Regions from separate parts of the Homo sapiens genome. Here all the other regions are linked to region 3. Evidence: chromatin contacts called from ENCODE Hi-C or POLR2A ChIA-PET data. All regions are on one chromosome and are shown on one strand. Each heading gives the region's core, a stretch centred on a gene start or an enhancer-like site at or near the end of the contact. The rest is flanking DNA. Distances are from core to core; before and after follow the strand shown.

Region 1 (4,937 bases), core at 1,330-3,829, 310 kb after region 3:
CCACCACGCCTGGCTAATTTTTTTTTTTTTTTTTTTTTGTATTTTTAGTAGAGACGGGGTTTCACCGTGTTAGCAAGGATGGTCTCGATCTCCTGACCTCGTGATCTGCCCGCCTCGGCCTCCCAAAGTGGTGGGATTACAGGCGTGAGCCACCGCACCTGGCCTATTTATTTATATTTAATTTAATTATTTTTATAGAGACAGAGTCTGTCTTTGTTGCTCAGGCTGGTCTCTAACTCCTGACTTCAAGCAATACTCCTGCCTCTGCCTCCCAGTACTGGGATTACAGGCAAGAGCCACTGTGCCCACCATTTCAAAATATAGCAAAGAAACATATTTTGGGGTAAAATATTTTGATTTCCTTTTTTTTATCTTTTATGTGATGTTATACTAGCATCATGTTGGAATTTTGCTAGTCTCTTTTGTCCTTCCCCCCGCCCCTTTTTTTTTTGAGAGAGTCTCACTCTGTTGCCCAGGCTAAAGTGCAGTGGTTCGATTTCAGCTCACAGCAACCTGGGTCGCCCGGGTTCAAGAGATTCTCCTGCCTCAGTCTCCTGAGTAGCGGGGATTACAGGTGTGCACTACCACGCCCAGCTGATTTTTGTATTTTTAGTAGAGACAGGGTTTCACCATGTTGGCCAGGCTGGTCTCAAACCCCTGATCGGCCTGCCTTGACCTCCCAAAGAGCTAGGATTACAGGCTTGAGCCACCGCACCCCGCCTCGTTTGTCAGTCTTAAAATCTCTTGTTTTATTTTATTCATTTTATTTATTTTATTTTTTTGAGACAGACTCTCACTCTGTCCCTTGGGCTGGAGTGCAGTGGCAGGATCTTGACTCACTGCAACCTCCATCTCCCTGGTTCAAGCAATTCTCCTGCCTCAGCCTCCTGAGTAGCTGGGATTACAGACACACGCCACCACAGCCCGCTAACATTTGTATTTTTAGTAGAGACGGGGTTTTGCTATGTTGGCCAGGCTAGTCTCGAACTCTTTTTGTTGTTGTTGTTTCTGTTTTTCTGAGACGGAGTTTCGCTCTTGTTGCCCAGGCTGGCGTGCGGTAGTGTGATCTCTGTTCACTGCAACCTCCGCCTCCCAGATTCAAGCGATTCTTCTGTCTCAGCCTCCCAAGTAGCTGGGATTACAGACATGCACTACCACACCCAGCTAATTTTTATTTTATTTTTTTGTATTTTTTTGTATTTTTAGTAGAGACGGGGTTTCATCATGTTGGCCAGGCTGGTCTCGAACTCCTGACCTCAGGTGATCCACCTGACTCGGCCTCCCAAAGTGCTGGGATTACAAGCATGAGCCATAGTGCCCAGCCAAGATCTCTGTTTTAATGTTAATGCTGGTCAGTTGTGCCAGAACTCCAAAGGGAAGAGAGTATAATGAGGCATATTCAATGCCTCCCATTCCCCACATTGCCTGAACTACTTTTTCAGGAGTTTGGGGGTCCTCTTGGCCAAATGGGGATCCATTCAGTCAGTTGGGGGGCTTAAAATTTTATATTTTTATTTATTTATTTATTTATTTAGACAGAGTTTCGCTCTTGTTGCCAAGCCTGGAGTTCAATGGCCCAATCTCGGCTCACCACAACCTCTGCCTCTCGGGTTCAAGTGATTCTCTTGTCTCAGCCTCCGGAGTAGCTGGGACTACAGGCGCACGCCACCACACCAGGCTAATTTTTGTATTTTTAGTAAAGACGGGGTTTCACCATGTTGGCCAGGATGGTCTCGATCTCCTGACCTCGTGATCCACCCGCCTCGGCCTGGGATGACAGGCGTGAGCCACCGTGCCCGGTCTAAAATTTTATTTTCTACAGTTCTAACACCCAGAAGTGAGATTGCTGGATTTTTGATTTCTGAATTAAGCACAGAGTTTCCTGACCTGTGTCCCAAGAATTGCCTTTACAGTCCCACTGATTTGTTGATCTAGTTCTTAGAAATCTTAATTAAGACCCGGTGCGATGGCTCATGCCTACAATCCCAGTACTTTGGGATGCCAAGGAGGGTGGATCACCTGAGGTCAGGGGTTCGAGACCAGCCTGCCCAACATGGTGAAACCCCTGTCTCTACTAAAAATACAAATATTAGCTGGGTGTGGTGGCGGGCACCTGTAATCCCAGCTACTTGGGAGGCTGAGGCTGGAAGGCTGAGGCTGGAGAATCGCTTGAACCCAGGAGGCGGAGGTTGCAGTGACCGGAGACCACGAATTACACTCCAGCTTGGGTGACGAGTGAAACTCCGTCTCAAAAAAAAAAAAAAGAAATATTCATTAAATTAGATCTTTCTCTGCCTTTTCATTTGGTATAAATCTGGCTTAATGAAGCAGACACTGCCTACATGCATTTAATGACTCTAAGAAAGCAGCAACTCCCAAAGGACACAAATTAAGGATGAAAGTTTCTAACTGCTCTTGGCCAACTGTATGATGGAGAGTTGTGTCAGGAAGTGAAGAAATTTCCTCTTTTGTTATTTAAAAGGGAGACTAAGAGACTGTGGTTAGCAATTCATAATAGCCTGTGTCTCCAGCCCATGAGAGTCACTTGGGGCCGGCGCGGTGGCTCATGCCTGTAATAGCAGCACTTTTGGAGGCTGAGGCGGGCGGATCACTTGAGGTCAGGAGCTTGAGACCAGCCTGGCCAATATGGTGAATCCTTGTCTCTACTAAAAAAACAAAAATTAGCCGAGCCTGGTGTCAGGCACCTGTAATCTCAGCTACTCTGAAGGCTGAGGCAAGAGAATCGCTTGAAGCCGGGAGGCAGAGGTTGCAGCAAGCCGAGATCGCGTCATTGCACACCCGCCTGGGCGACAAAGCAAAACTCCCTCTCAAAAAAAAAAAAAAAAACAAAAGGCGGGGGGCAGTGGCTCACGCCTGTAATCCCAGCACTTTGGGAGGCCGAGGCAGGCGGATCACGAGGTCAGGAGATCCAGACCATCCTGGCTAACACAGTGAAACCCCGTCTCTACTAAAAATACAAAAAATTAGCCGGGCGTGGTGGCAGGTGCCTGTAGTCCCAGCTACTCAGGAGGCTGAGGCAGGAGAATGGCGTGAACCCGGGAGGCGGAGCTTGCAGTGAGCCAAGATGGCGCCACTGCACTCCAGCCTGGGCAATACAGCGAGACTCCATCTCAAAAAAAAAAAAAAAAAAAAGAATAATTTTTGACCTTGATTTACCAAGCGTGGTGGTGCGCCCCTGTAATCCCAGCTACTCCGGAGGCTGAGGCAGGAGAATCACTTGAACCCGGGAGGCGGAGGTTGCAGTGAGCCGAGATCGGCCATTGAACTCCAGCCTGGGCAACAAGAGCGAAACTCCTTTTCAAAAAAAAAATTAGCCAGGTGTGATGGCGCCCGCCTGTAGTCCCACCTACTTGGGAGGCTGGGGCGGGAGGATCACTCAAGCCCAGAGGTCAAGGCTATGGTGAGCAGAAATCGTGCCACTGCACTCCAGCCCAGGTGACAGAGTGAAACCCTGTCTCAAAAAGATAAAATAAATAAGGCCGGGTGCCGTGGCTCACCTCTGTAATCCCAGCACTTTGGGAGGCCGAGGCAGGTGGATCACCTTAGGCCAGGAGTTCGAGACCAACTTGGCCAAGATGATGAAACCCTGTCTCTACTAAAAATACAAAAATTAGCCAGGTGTGGCGGTGCGCACCTGTACTCACAGCTACTTGGGAGGTTCAGGCAGGAGAATCGCTTGAACCCATGAGGTGGAGGTTGCAGTGAGCCAAGATGGCACCACTGCACTCCATCCTGGGTGACAGAGTGAGACCCTGTCTCAAAAAATAAATAACAAAGAAACAGAAGACAGCCTTTTTAAGAAAAAGGAATGGCTGGTCAACTATGTCAAAAACTTCTGTCAGAGGCCTTTGAAACAGAGCAACTCCATCTTGAATAGGAGCAGGGTAAAATGAGGCTTAGACCTCCTGGGCTGCATTGCCAGGATGTCAGGCATTCTATGTCACAGGATGAAATAGGAGGTTGGCCCAAGGTACAGGTCACAAAGACTTTGCTGATAAAACCAGCATGTGGTAAAGAAGCTGGCCAAAAACCACCAAAACGAAGATGGTGATGAAAAATGACCCCCTCGTCATCCTCACTGTTCATTATATATGCTTATAATTCATTAGCATGCCAAAAGACACACCCACCAGCACCATGAAGGTTTACAGATGTCATGGCAAAGTCAGGAAGTTACCCAATAAGTCTAAAAAGGGGAGGAGCCTTCAGTTCAGGGAATTGCCATGCCTTTCCCAGAAAGCTCATAAATAATCCACCCCTTATTTAGCATATAATCAATAAATAATCATAAAAGTAGTCAACCAGTAGCCCTCGGGGCTGCTCTGGCTATGAAGTAGCCATTCTTTTATTTCTTTATTTCCTAATAAACTTGCTTTCACTTTACCATATGGATGTGTCCAAATTCTTTCTTGCTTGAGGCTCAAGAACCCTCTCCTGGGGTCTGAATAGGGATCCCTCTGTGGTAACACTTCAAAGAGACCAAGAACAGGTTGGGTGCAGTGGCTCATGCCTGTAATCCCAGCACTTTGGGACACCAAGGCGGGTGGATCACTTGAGGTCAGGAGTTCGAGACCAGCCTGGCCAACATGGTGAAACCTCGTCTCTACTAAAAATACAACAATTAGCTCAGCATGGTGGCACACACCTGTAATCCCATCTACACAGGAGGCTGAGACAGAAGAATCACTTGAACCCAGAACCCAGGAGGCGGAGGATGCAGTGAACCACTGTATTCCAGCCTGGGTAACAACAGCTAAACTCTGTCTCAAAAAAAAAAAAAAAAGAACAGAGACTGAAAAAAACGGCCTTTTTTTTTTTTTTTTTTTTGACACAGTGTCTCTGTCACCCAAGCTGGAGTACATGGCATGATCTCAGCTCATTTCCACCTTGACCTCCTGGGCTCAAGTGATCCACCC
Region 2 (4,612 bases), core at 1,789-4,288, 480 kb before region 3:
AGGTCAGGAGTTCGAGACCAGCCTGTCTGGGCAACATGGTGAAACCTTGTCTCTTCAAAAAATTAGCCAGGCGTGGTGGTGCACACCTATAATCCCAGCTACTTGGGAGGCTAAGGCAGGAGACTCGCTTGAACCCGGGAGGCGGAGGTTGCAGTAAGCTGAGATCGCGCCAATGCACTCCAGCCTGGGCAACAAGAGCGAAACTCCGCCTCAAAAAAAAAAAAAAAAAAGGATAGACAAGAAAAACATGGGTGCAGATGGGACAGATGGAGTGTCCAAAATGATAGGCTAAGAGAAAATGTAAAAAAAAAAAAAAAAAAAAAAAGAGATGTAAGAATTAAAAGGAGAGGATGAAAAATTAAAGAGAGATCAGCAAACGGGACCTAGCAGGCAGGTTCTGGCTCTATCAACAATTTCCACTACAAAATCAAGCCCCACTCACATGTGCCATGTCTACTCACACTGGATTCTGCTGGGGCCGCAGCGGGGGCAAACTTTCTAGGCCCTTCTCCCAAGCAGTAACAGCCATAGCAATCTCCTCCTCAGATAGGGTAGCCAGCTCCTCCTCCTATAAAGAGTGGAGAGAATCCCTTACCAGGTGAGGAGGGCCCACAGGGTAAAGAAACTTTCTCCTTGCCACTACCTGAAAAAGTTAGTGGCCATGCTCAAAGTCCATCTCCTAGCCACCTCCCACCTCAGGCCCCAAGGCTCTGCCCTATTCCAAACCTCAGGCTCATTGGTGACAGCCCTTCCCTCAGCGGGGCTGGGCTGGGGCTGCTTTTGGAGGTAAGGCCGGAGAGCCAGGACACCTTGCTGTTTCAGTACAGTCTCTGCAGCTCGCTGACATGGTTCCTGGGTACTCAGTGTCTGGAACCAGCTGTGCAGGGCACTCAGCTCCTCTGTGGGTATGGAAGAAAAGAAAATCAGCAAACATAAGGACCTGGTAGGCAGGAGCGGGCATCTTTCCCCTTCTTTGTGAGGTTTCTCCAGTTGCTTTCCCCAGTTCCCTCAACCATCTTCTGCTATAGTTGCCCAGTCAAGCTGTACCTTGAAGGGAGTTCTCAGTATTCTACTGCCCATTCTGTAACCCCTACACCAAGCTCCTAGGGTTGGAGTGATATGCACAGTTCTCACCAGGGAGGTAGGCGGGATCTTGCAGTAATGGGTATAGGGCTCCCCACAAAACAATGTCGGCTAGAGATTCTGTCTCCTTTGTTGGGGATAGAAAAGGAAAATGTACACAAATGAGACACTCAGTTTCTTCCCAATGGTAATATCTAACATTTACTGAGCACTTTATATGTCAAGCACTGTATTAAGCACTTTATATGATCTCACTTAATCCTCACAATAACTCACTGAGATAGGTACTAATATTATCCCATTTCACAACTGAAAAAAATTGAGGATTAGAGAGATTAAGTGATTTGCCAAGATTACACTACTAGTAAGTGGCAGTGTTGGGTTCGAACACTCTGAATACAGTCTTCCCTCTTAATCCTTACACCATAAGCCTTCCCCAGTCCTCATCTCAAGACCCAACTCACCCCAGCCAGGAAAGGACAGTTCTGACGACTCAAGCTGTGGTCAATGTGAGTCAGGGCTCTCCGCACTGAACCAAGAACATCTTCCCCCTTCTTGCCTTGGACCACTAAATAGTACAGGGCAGCAGACAAAGCTGGCTAAAATGCAGGGGACATGAGTCAGGATGGCCACGCAGAACAAGGGCCTGCCTGACATCCCCCATACCTTAGTCCTACCTGCAGCTCTGTCGCTTCCCATTCCAGCCACTGGTTAGTGAGGTCATCTTGCTCCCAGCCAGATAACAAAAAAAAATATCTGCCCAGAGAGAGAGCAACAGATGATGGACTTAGAGGGGCCCATTTAGCCCATTTCTCATCACACAGGGAAACAATGGCTGCAAATAAAGCCACACAAATGACAGTGAGGCCTGATTTGATTCAGCCACCTCCCTACACCAAGGACCAATACTGACCGGCAGATTGCACTAGTGGAGAAGAGGTAGTTGCCGCTATCCAGCTGCAAGACAGGGACCTTAGGCCGGGTCAGGAACGGGACCACACAATCTGATGCAAGAATGGAAAATGGGTTAAAAAAAAAAAAGGAAAAGAAAAGAAATACTTTGTCAACTTAGGATAACCTTGCATTGTTCAGTGAGTAAAAAAAGAAAGATGGGCAGTCTCAACCCAGAAGTTCCAGGATAGGACCACTGAAAGGGGGTGGTCCGGAATGGGCTGGAGAGGCCAGCAGGTGTTCAGCTGAAACTGCCAGCTGGAAGCAACAGATGGGGACTGCAGAGGAGGTGGTGGTATTGGGATAGTGCTGCAGCCAAGAACTTAACGACTGAAAGTAACTGGGATATCTTCATAATTATCTGAAGGTCACAGTGGGAGAACAAAATTAAAAGAACTGAGAAGACTTACAAGAGAACCTCCTAAGAGTCACCCAAACAATCGGCTGAGAATGAGAAGAGGTAAACAGAAAGGAACGTGTGTGTGTGTTAGGAGGGGAGAGAGGGATTTCCTAAGAACACAAAAGGGTGCCTGGGGGCTGTCATGCTAGTAACTAAAGAGCAGAGGGGGATGCCTGATAGGTGTAGGAGAAGGTTGGGAAGGGAAGAGCAGTTTACTGGGGTGAGGCGGGGACCGGGAAGACGGAAGAGGGGAGGAGAGAGATAAGGGAAGGGTATTATATTGAGGGTAATTAAAGGAAGTGAAAGATGTGACTGGGAGGGAAGAAGGCGTGGAGTGATCAAGGATAATAGGAGAAGTGGTCGATTGGGGTGTGTGGCGAGGGCTAGGGGTTTGGCAAAGACAGCTGCAGAGAATCTGGCGTGTTTCGGTCCCGCCCCCCCATCCACCGCCCACCAGCACCAGCACGAGTACCTTCCGGGCCTACAGTGCTGATGAGCACCTCTGCTCTGCCCCGGGCTCTCCCGGCGGCGGCCAGCACCGGCAAGCAACCCGGGACGCCATCACTCACGAACAGTCTCATTTCGCCGTGAATCCCTCGCTGATGCAACCGGAACCGGCCTCCCGCTTCTGAGTTCAGCGGCCTCCGCGAGGCACGCCGGGAAATGGAGTTCCGTATTAGGCCACTGCCCTGGCACCGCTACCGGAAAGTAGACTATTTCTCCCATCATGCAACGCTAAGACACAGGAAAAGACTATCATCGAGATGAAGAGGCCGCAGATGCGGGCTAGACTGCACTTTTTTTTTTTTTTTTTTTTTTTTGTGAGAGGGCGTCTCCCTCTGTCACCTGGGCTGAAGTGCAGTGGCACGGTCTTGGCTCGCTGCAACCTCTGCCTCCAGGGTTCAAGTGATTCTCCGGCCTCAGCCTCCCATGCAGCTGGGACTACAGGCACGTGCCACCACGCTCGGCTAATTTTTGTATTTTTAGTAGAGGCGGGCTTTGACCATTTTGGCTAGGCTGGTCTCGAAGTCCTCACCTCAGATGATCCGCCCGCCTCGGCCTGCCAAAGTGCTAGGATTACAGGCGTGAGCCACTGCGCCCGGCCTAGAGCAGCACTTTTTTTCTGGAGATCCAGAAGAGACGTTTAGGTTTTAGGGCAAGTCGCACTTTTATCCTCTTACGCTGCTGGAGGGCGGTGACTGAAGCCGCGGCTGCTTCTCTTGTTGTGGAGAATGAAATGGCCATGTCATAACAGCAGCTACTCGCAGTGGCTCTCGATGCAAGCTCTTAACGGTCAGAGTTTTAGAGTTCGGAGTTACCATGTGCGGAATTAGTGACAAAGTGGAAGTTAGTGTACATATCCATCCTATCAACAACAACAACAAAAATGTACATAGGCCGGGCGCGGTGGCTTATGCATGTAATCCAGCACTTTGGGGAGTCGAGGCGGGCGGATCACCTGAGGTCAGCAGTTCGAGACCAGCCTGGCCAACATGCTGAAACCCCGTCTCTACTAAAAATACAAAATTAGCTGGGCATGGTGGCAGGCGCCTGTAATCCCAGCTACCCGGGAGACTGAGGCAAAAAAAATCGCCTGAACCCGGGAAGCGGAGGTTGCAGTGAGCCGAGACCGCGCCATTGCACTCCAGCCTGGGCAACAAGAGGAAACTCCGTCTCGAAAAAAAAGAATGTAGACAAGTAAAATATTAATACCAGTCTGAGTTCATATACAGCTCGACGTCTCATCAAAGGGGTAGAAGAGCATCTCTTTTTTTTTTTTTTCTTTGAGACGGAGTCTTGCTCTGCCCCCCAGTCTGGACTGCAGTGGCGCGATCTCGGCTCACTGCAACCTCCGTCCCCCGGGGTTCACGCCATTCTCCTGCCTCAGCCTCCCGAGTAGCTGGAACTACAGGTGCCCGCCACCACGCTCGGCTAATTTTTTGTATTTTTAGTAGAGACGGGGTTTCACCGTGTTAGCCAGGATGGTCTCGATCCCCCGACCTCGTGATCCGCCCGCCTCAGCCTCCCAAAGTGCTGGGATTACAGGCGTGCAGCCGCGCCCGGCCAAACATCTCTAGGGAAAAGATGAAATTGAGAAGTAAGGCCGGGCGCGGTGGCTCACGCCTGTAACCCCAGCACGTTGGGAGGCCGAGGCGAGCAGATGACTTGAGGTCAGGA
Region 3 (4,783 bases), core at 1,101-3,600:
ATGTCTTTTACTAATCTATGATGTCAACTATCACCCGCCATCCTAAGGGGGGTTCTGTACCCTAATGGAACAGCCAGTGAAATCCTCAGGCTCCTTATCTTAGCGTGGTACAGGGGCCTTTGTTATGCCCCTGAATTGCACTGATAAAACATCAACACATAGATTTCCCAAGGCAGTGTAAGGACAGGGCCACAGAGCCAGAGGCCACTTCCTGCAGTCCTTTCATTCTAGTGAAAATTCTATCTTCCTACAGCCTGACTTGGGGCCACTTTGGAATGACAGCTGTATAGTGGGGGGCGGGGAAAGGAGGGAATACTCACCCTAGTATTACTTATGTCAGCTTTATAGCCAGAGGTCAAAGAATGCCCCCACCCCAGAGCCTAGACCCTTTTTCCAGTGAGTCATCTCTTTGACTTTTCAAAATTATCTATCTATAGGGCTTAAAACTGGGGACACTTTTGCAGAGTCTAGGGGCTTTCTCTGGGTCATGAAAGCTACAAGAGTTGGTTCTGCTCAGACTTGGTGGGAGTTAGGCTTATAGGCTGAGATGAGACAATTGCTTTGCAAGTAGGAACATTAAGTGCAGAAAGATTGCTCTCTAGTGGGACTGACAAAAATTGCAGTACTGGGGACTCCAGAAAAAAATGAAGACAAATGTTAAGTTAGATTCCTGTGTTTGTACTTGAAGAATGTGTGAAGGGATCCTGACCCTCCCTTTCCTGTTGTAAAACAGTTGATGCCTAAAGAGATCTGGTCCACAAGACCTTGACTAAATTCCTGGCCCTTTCTTCTCCATTTAACTTTGTATATGTTTGTTATTGTGACTATATGGTGATTTACTTTAAAAAGACTTCAGTATAAGTGGTATATACTTTCACCTGCGTCTTTTGGATGATTTGTTTTCATGTGAAGTTTATTGGGGTCAACCCTCCAGAGATGGCTGGGGCAGTTGGTTAGAAAGACTGTATAGGCCCAGGCCCTTGCAAGCCCAGCAGCCCTCTGTCTCCAGAGTCATGCTGGAGGTCTGGACCTGCTGGCTGTGTGATATTCCACTTTAGGGAGACTCAGTCACCTTGCACAACTGTGAGAGCTGGGCCTGCCACTGAAACATTGTGTCAACCTCTAAGTGACCCTTTCACTAGATGGTAAAGTGAGATGCCTCATCCCCAAACTATAAGAACAGTTCTATGGCTGTTTTTGTATCTCCTGGCTAACAAATGTTACATGTTTGGCAGCATTTGGTATAGTGCTTGCTTTCAGTATAGTCTGCCACCAGTTAATGAGGTTGTGGAAAGGAGGACACACAATCTCCCAAATTCATCAAGAGAATGGACAATTGCTGAATGGCCAAACTGGCTTAGATCTGTTGGCAACATTCAGTGTGTCCCTTCCTTTCCACTTATCCATCAAGGAATTACTGAATCCTACCATGCGCCTGTCCTGGGAGTTTGTCCTTGGCTGCAAGCTATTTTCAGGCAGTGACTGGGATGGGATGGGAGAGAGGATGAAACTGAAGGGTCTTGGAGCCTAAGAGCTTCCTCTGTACTGAGGGAGGGAGGGCGACATGACGAAGACTTCTAATGTCTTTGGTGGTGGTGGGTGGGGCAGGCAGTGTAGGTGGTTTTCGTTTGATGACAATTCTTGGGCAGAAGCATTTGAAAAGATGATTTGGGAGAAGGGTGGGGAGGAAGAGTGATCGAGTTCTACACAGAGTTGGGGAGGGCAGGCTTCAGGAAGCAGGCCTGGGGTGCCAAAGTACAGTGAGATCCGGTGACTTTCTTCATTTGGCCACCTAGATGGAAGGAGGGACAGCAGTGGATTATCAGAAGGGTCCAGTAGTAGCGGTCTAGCCCTCAAGTGCTCCTTCATTCATTCAAGCAGGCTTAATGTATTAAGCACTTATTGTGCCAGGAAGTGTGGTAAGGGTCAGTGTGGACCTGCGGCCGTGTGCAAAGCCACAGATCCCTGCCTTCAGGAAGCCCACAGCCTAGTGGAGGAGATATATAGTAATCAAACAATCTTACAACATTTTGTAAAATGCCCATAGTAGATGTTCTGAGGAGAAGCTTTTGGAACTGTGAGCGTAGAACAGGGGAGGTGAAGAGAGTTTGGATAGGGTTTTTCACTCTTCAGGCACCAAGTCCCGCGCACAGTGGATGGGCGCTTAGAAAAAGCCAGCCTGGGGACTTGGAAGCCCCTGCACCCCTCGCGCAGGTCCTGGACCCGGCCCCGCCGTGGGGGGGCGCTGCCTCCTCCCGGGCGGCGGGGGGCGCTGCGGCCGGGCGGCGGGGGGCGCTGCCTCCTCCGGGACGGCGGGGGGCGCTGCGGGCCGGGCGGCGGGGGCGGCCCGGGCCGTCGCGGCGAGCCGCGCGGCGGATGGAGAGTCTGGCCGCGGCCGGCGGCGCCGCCTCCTCGTCGGGCCGGGCACGGCGGGCCGGGGCCTTTGTGTGAAGCGGCGGCGGCGATGGTGCTCGGGGCGCCGCAGAGCCGGGTAAGCGCGGCCAGGCCGAGGGCTGCCCCTGGCCGAAGCCCGACCTTCGGCCCGGCATTTATCTCGCTCTTGCTGGGGTCCCTCTTGCCCGCTCCCTTCGGCCGGACCCATCCTCCCCGCCCGCGCGCCGACCCCGGCCGGCCCCGCCGCCCCTCGCTTGGCCCCTTATTCAGCCCCATGCCCCCAACAGGCTCACCCGGGTGAGCCCCGCGCTGTTTGTGGAGGGACTGAGGCGCTCGTTGCCTCCAGAGGGAGCGCCCCAGCCGATGCAGCGCCCTTCCCTCCCAGATGCGACTCCGGAGGGGAGACCGCGGCGCCCGGGGATTGTTGGGGTGTCCTTGGAAGTTCCCAGCTTCCCCCTCTCCCACCCTCTCCTCTGGCTGCCCAGTGCTCCGACCCGCCCATCGTTCAGGGGTGGCCACCAGGGCCCGGGAGATGCTTGGCCGGTACCCCACAATACTTAGACGCTTCCTGGGCCCCAGAAAAAGTTGGGAGTTGTTAGAATCTGGAGAGATGGAGAAAGGGGCTGTGTTGGGCAGAGTTGTGAGACTGAACAGGGATGCAAGTAGCTCTTCTTCCTTAGTCGTGCAGGAGTCAGAAAGGGCAGAAAGTGGTAGTGAACAAGCCTCTAGGAGTCTTACCTGTATAATTAGAAGTCTTTCTTGCGGCATCAAGTAAATCTGTTAGTGCAGGGACAACAAAATATAAACCCCGAAAAGGGTGGCGAAAAAGAATACAACATATTAAAGTAATATTAAATACTACCACAGTTGTGTTCTACTTTTCTTACTGTGCATTCTGAGTGTTTTAACTTCACAGAATACAGGGACTGTGATAAAGCAATATCTGGAGGGGCTCTGGGTTATCGAAAGGCCAGAGAGCGGGTATGTAGTATAGGCAGAGAGAGATGGGGATTCAAGAACGTGAGATTTATTTGGAGATTATTGAGAGGTTGAAGACACAGCAATGACAAAGCTAAAAAACGGAACCACCTTATATGTTCCTCAGTAGCTAGTGGAGCTTTGATAGTTGTGTTCAAGCATGTGCATGGTATTTGGCATCATGAGGGAAAAGAATATGCTCAATGAATTAGGAAAGCTTGTATTTGGGAGGAAATTAATAGGAGAAAAATTTGATCCAGTGGCTCTGGTAATGAAGTATAAGATTGTGTCCAAGGGAATGCCTCTGGTTCGTCTCTAGGCACCAGCTTAAAACCAAGCTATCAGATTGTCATCAGTCGTTTTGGTTTTTGTCATAACTCTTTGAGTATATACAGGGGGAGATGTCATTGCCTTGTCATAATGGAGGAACTCTCCATGCCAGTTTACTCCTGATCCCTACCTGGGGCTTGGAAGCATTCAGAGTGATGGTATTTTCTCCTGCATAGCCCCTCTTTTGCACGGATGTGTTTGGCCATCCATCTTTTTCTCTTGCTATCCACAGATTAACTGTGCTGATAAGGAGGTAATTTCATAGGAGCTGCTAAGATGGGCATGAGGATCAAACTGCAAAGCACCAACCACCCCAACAACCTGCTGAAGGAACTCAACAAGTGCCGGCTCTCAGAGACCATGTGCGACGTCACCATTGTGGTGGGGAGCCGCTCCTTCCCGGCCCACAAGGCTGTGCTGGCCTGTGCAGCTGGCTACTTCCAGAACCTCTTCCTGAATACTGGGCTTGATGCTGCCAGGACCTATGTGGTGGACTTCATCACCCCTGCCAACTTTGAGAAGGTTCTGAGCTTTGTCTACACTTCAGAACTCTTCACAGACCTGATCAATGTTGGGGTCATCTACGAGGTAGCTGAGCGTCTGGGTATGGAGGACCTCCTCCAGGCCTGTCACTCTACCTTTCCTGATCTGGAGAGCACTGCCAGGGCCAAGCCCCTGACCAGCACCAGTGAGAGCCACTCTGGTACCCTGAGTTGTCCTTCGGCAGAACCTGCCCATCCCCTTGGAGAACTCCGAGGTGGTGGGGACTACCTTGGTGCTGATAGAAACTATGTGTTGCCCAGTGATGCTGGAGGGAGCTATAAAGAGGAAGAGAAGAATGTTGCCAGTGACGCTAACCATAGCCTGCATCTGCCGCAACCGCCCCCACCACCGCCAAAGACAGAAGACCATGACACCCCTGCTCCCTTCACGTCCATTCCTAGCATGATGACCCAGCCACTCCTAGGCACTGTCAGCACGGGCATCCAGACCAGCACGAGCTCCTGCCAGCCATACAAAGTTCAAAGCAATGGAGACTTCAGTAAAAACAGCTTCCTCACCCCTGACAATGCAGTAGACA

The links. Hi-C counts contacts between places; a loop is a spot of excess contacts on that map. ChIA-PET counts read pairs that join two places held with the same protein, here RNA polymerase II (POLR2A). Pooled maps may share reads with other maps.
Region 1: a pooled map shows a loop between it and region 3 (2.2-fold over the local background). The contact joins the enhancer-like site here to the promoter of ZBTB39 in region 3. A Hi-C loop is called at or near these places in 1 of 50 pooled maps. POLR2A ChIA-PET finds 5 or more read pairs at or near these places in 5 of 52 experiments (H1, PC-9, Panc1 and 2 more).
Region 2: a map of CD8-positive, alpha-beta T cell shows a loop between it and region 3 (11-fold over the local background). The contact joins the promoter of MARS1 here to the promoter of ZBTB39 in region 3. A Hi-C loop is called at or near these places in 1 of 168 maps with a recorded cell type or tissue (CD8-positive, alpha-beta T cell), 3 of 37 single-sample maps with no recorded cell type and 4 of 50 pooled maps. POLR2A ChIA-PET finds 5 or more read pairs at or near these places in 1 of 52 experiments (Caco-2).

The regions. Positions count from the first base shown.
Region 1 is chr12:56,698,478-56,703,414 of GRCh38, reverse strand. No RefSeq gene overlaps it. Among named protein-coding and RNA genes, the nearest start is that of PTGES3, 13 kb to the right of the region's middle. RefSeq lists silencers at 2,498-2,557, 2,506-2,660. Within about 2 kb of position 2,579, at least 6 of the 41 ENCODE cell types and tissues checked have a DNase peak (open chromatin) inside an H3K27ac peak, as active enhancers do.
Region 2 is chr12:57,486,494-57,491,105 of GRCh38, reverse strand. MARS1 (methionyl-tRNA synthetase 1) reads right to left here and starts at 3,038. Exons shown (of 21, transcript NM_004990.4): 1 at 2,907-3,038; 2 at 1,997-2,087; 3 at 1,761-1,839; 4 at 1,548-1,682; 5 at 1,135-1,210; 6 at 727-899; 7 at 462-568. The coding sequence starts at 3,015. It also overlaps a transcript of ARHGAP9 not described here. RefSeq lists enhancers at 2,167-3,113, 2,911-3,300, 3,114-4,061.
Region 3 is chr12:57,004,113-57,008,895 of GRCh38, reverse strand. ZBTB39 (zinc finger and BTB domain containing 39) reads left to right here and starts at 2,350. Exons shown (of 2, transcript NM_014830.3): 1 at 2,350-2,491; 2 at 3,935-4,783. The coding sequence starts at 3,979. RefSeq lists silencers at 2,152-2,511, 2,532-2,681.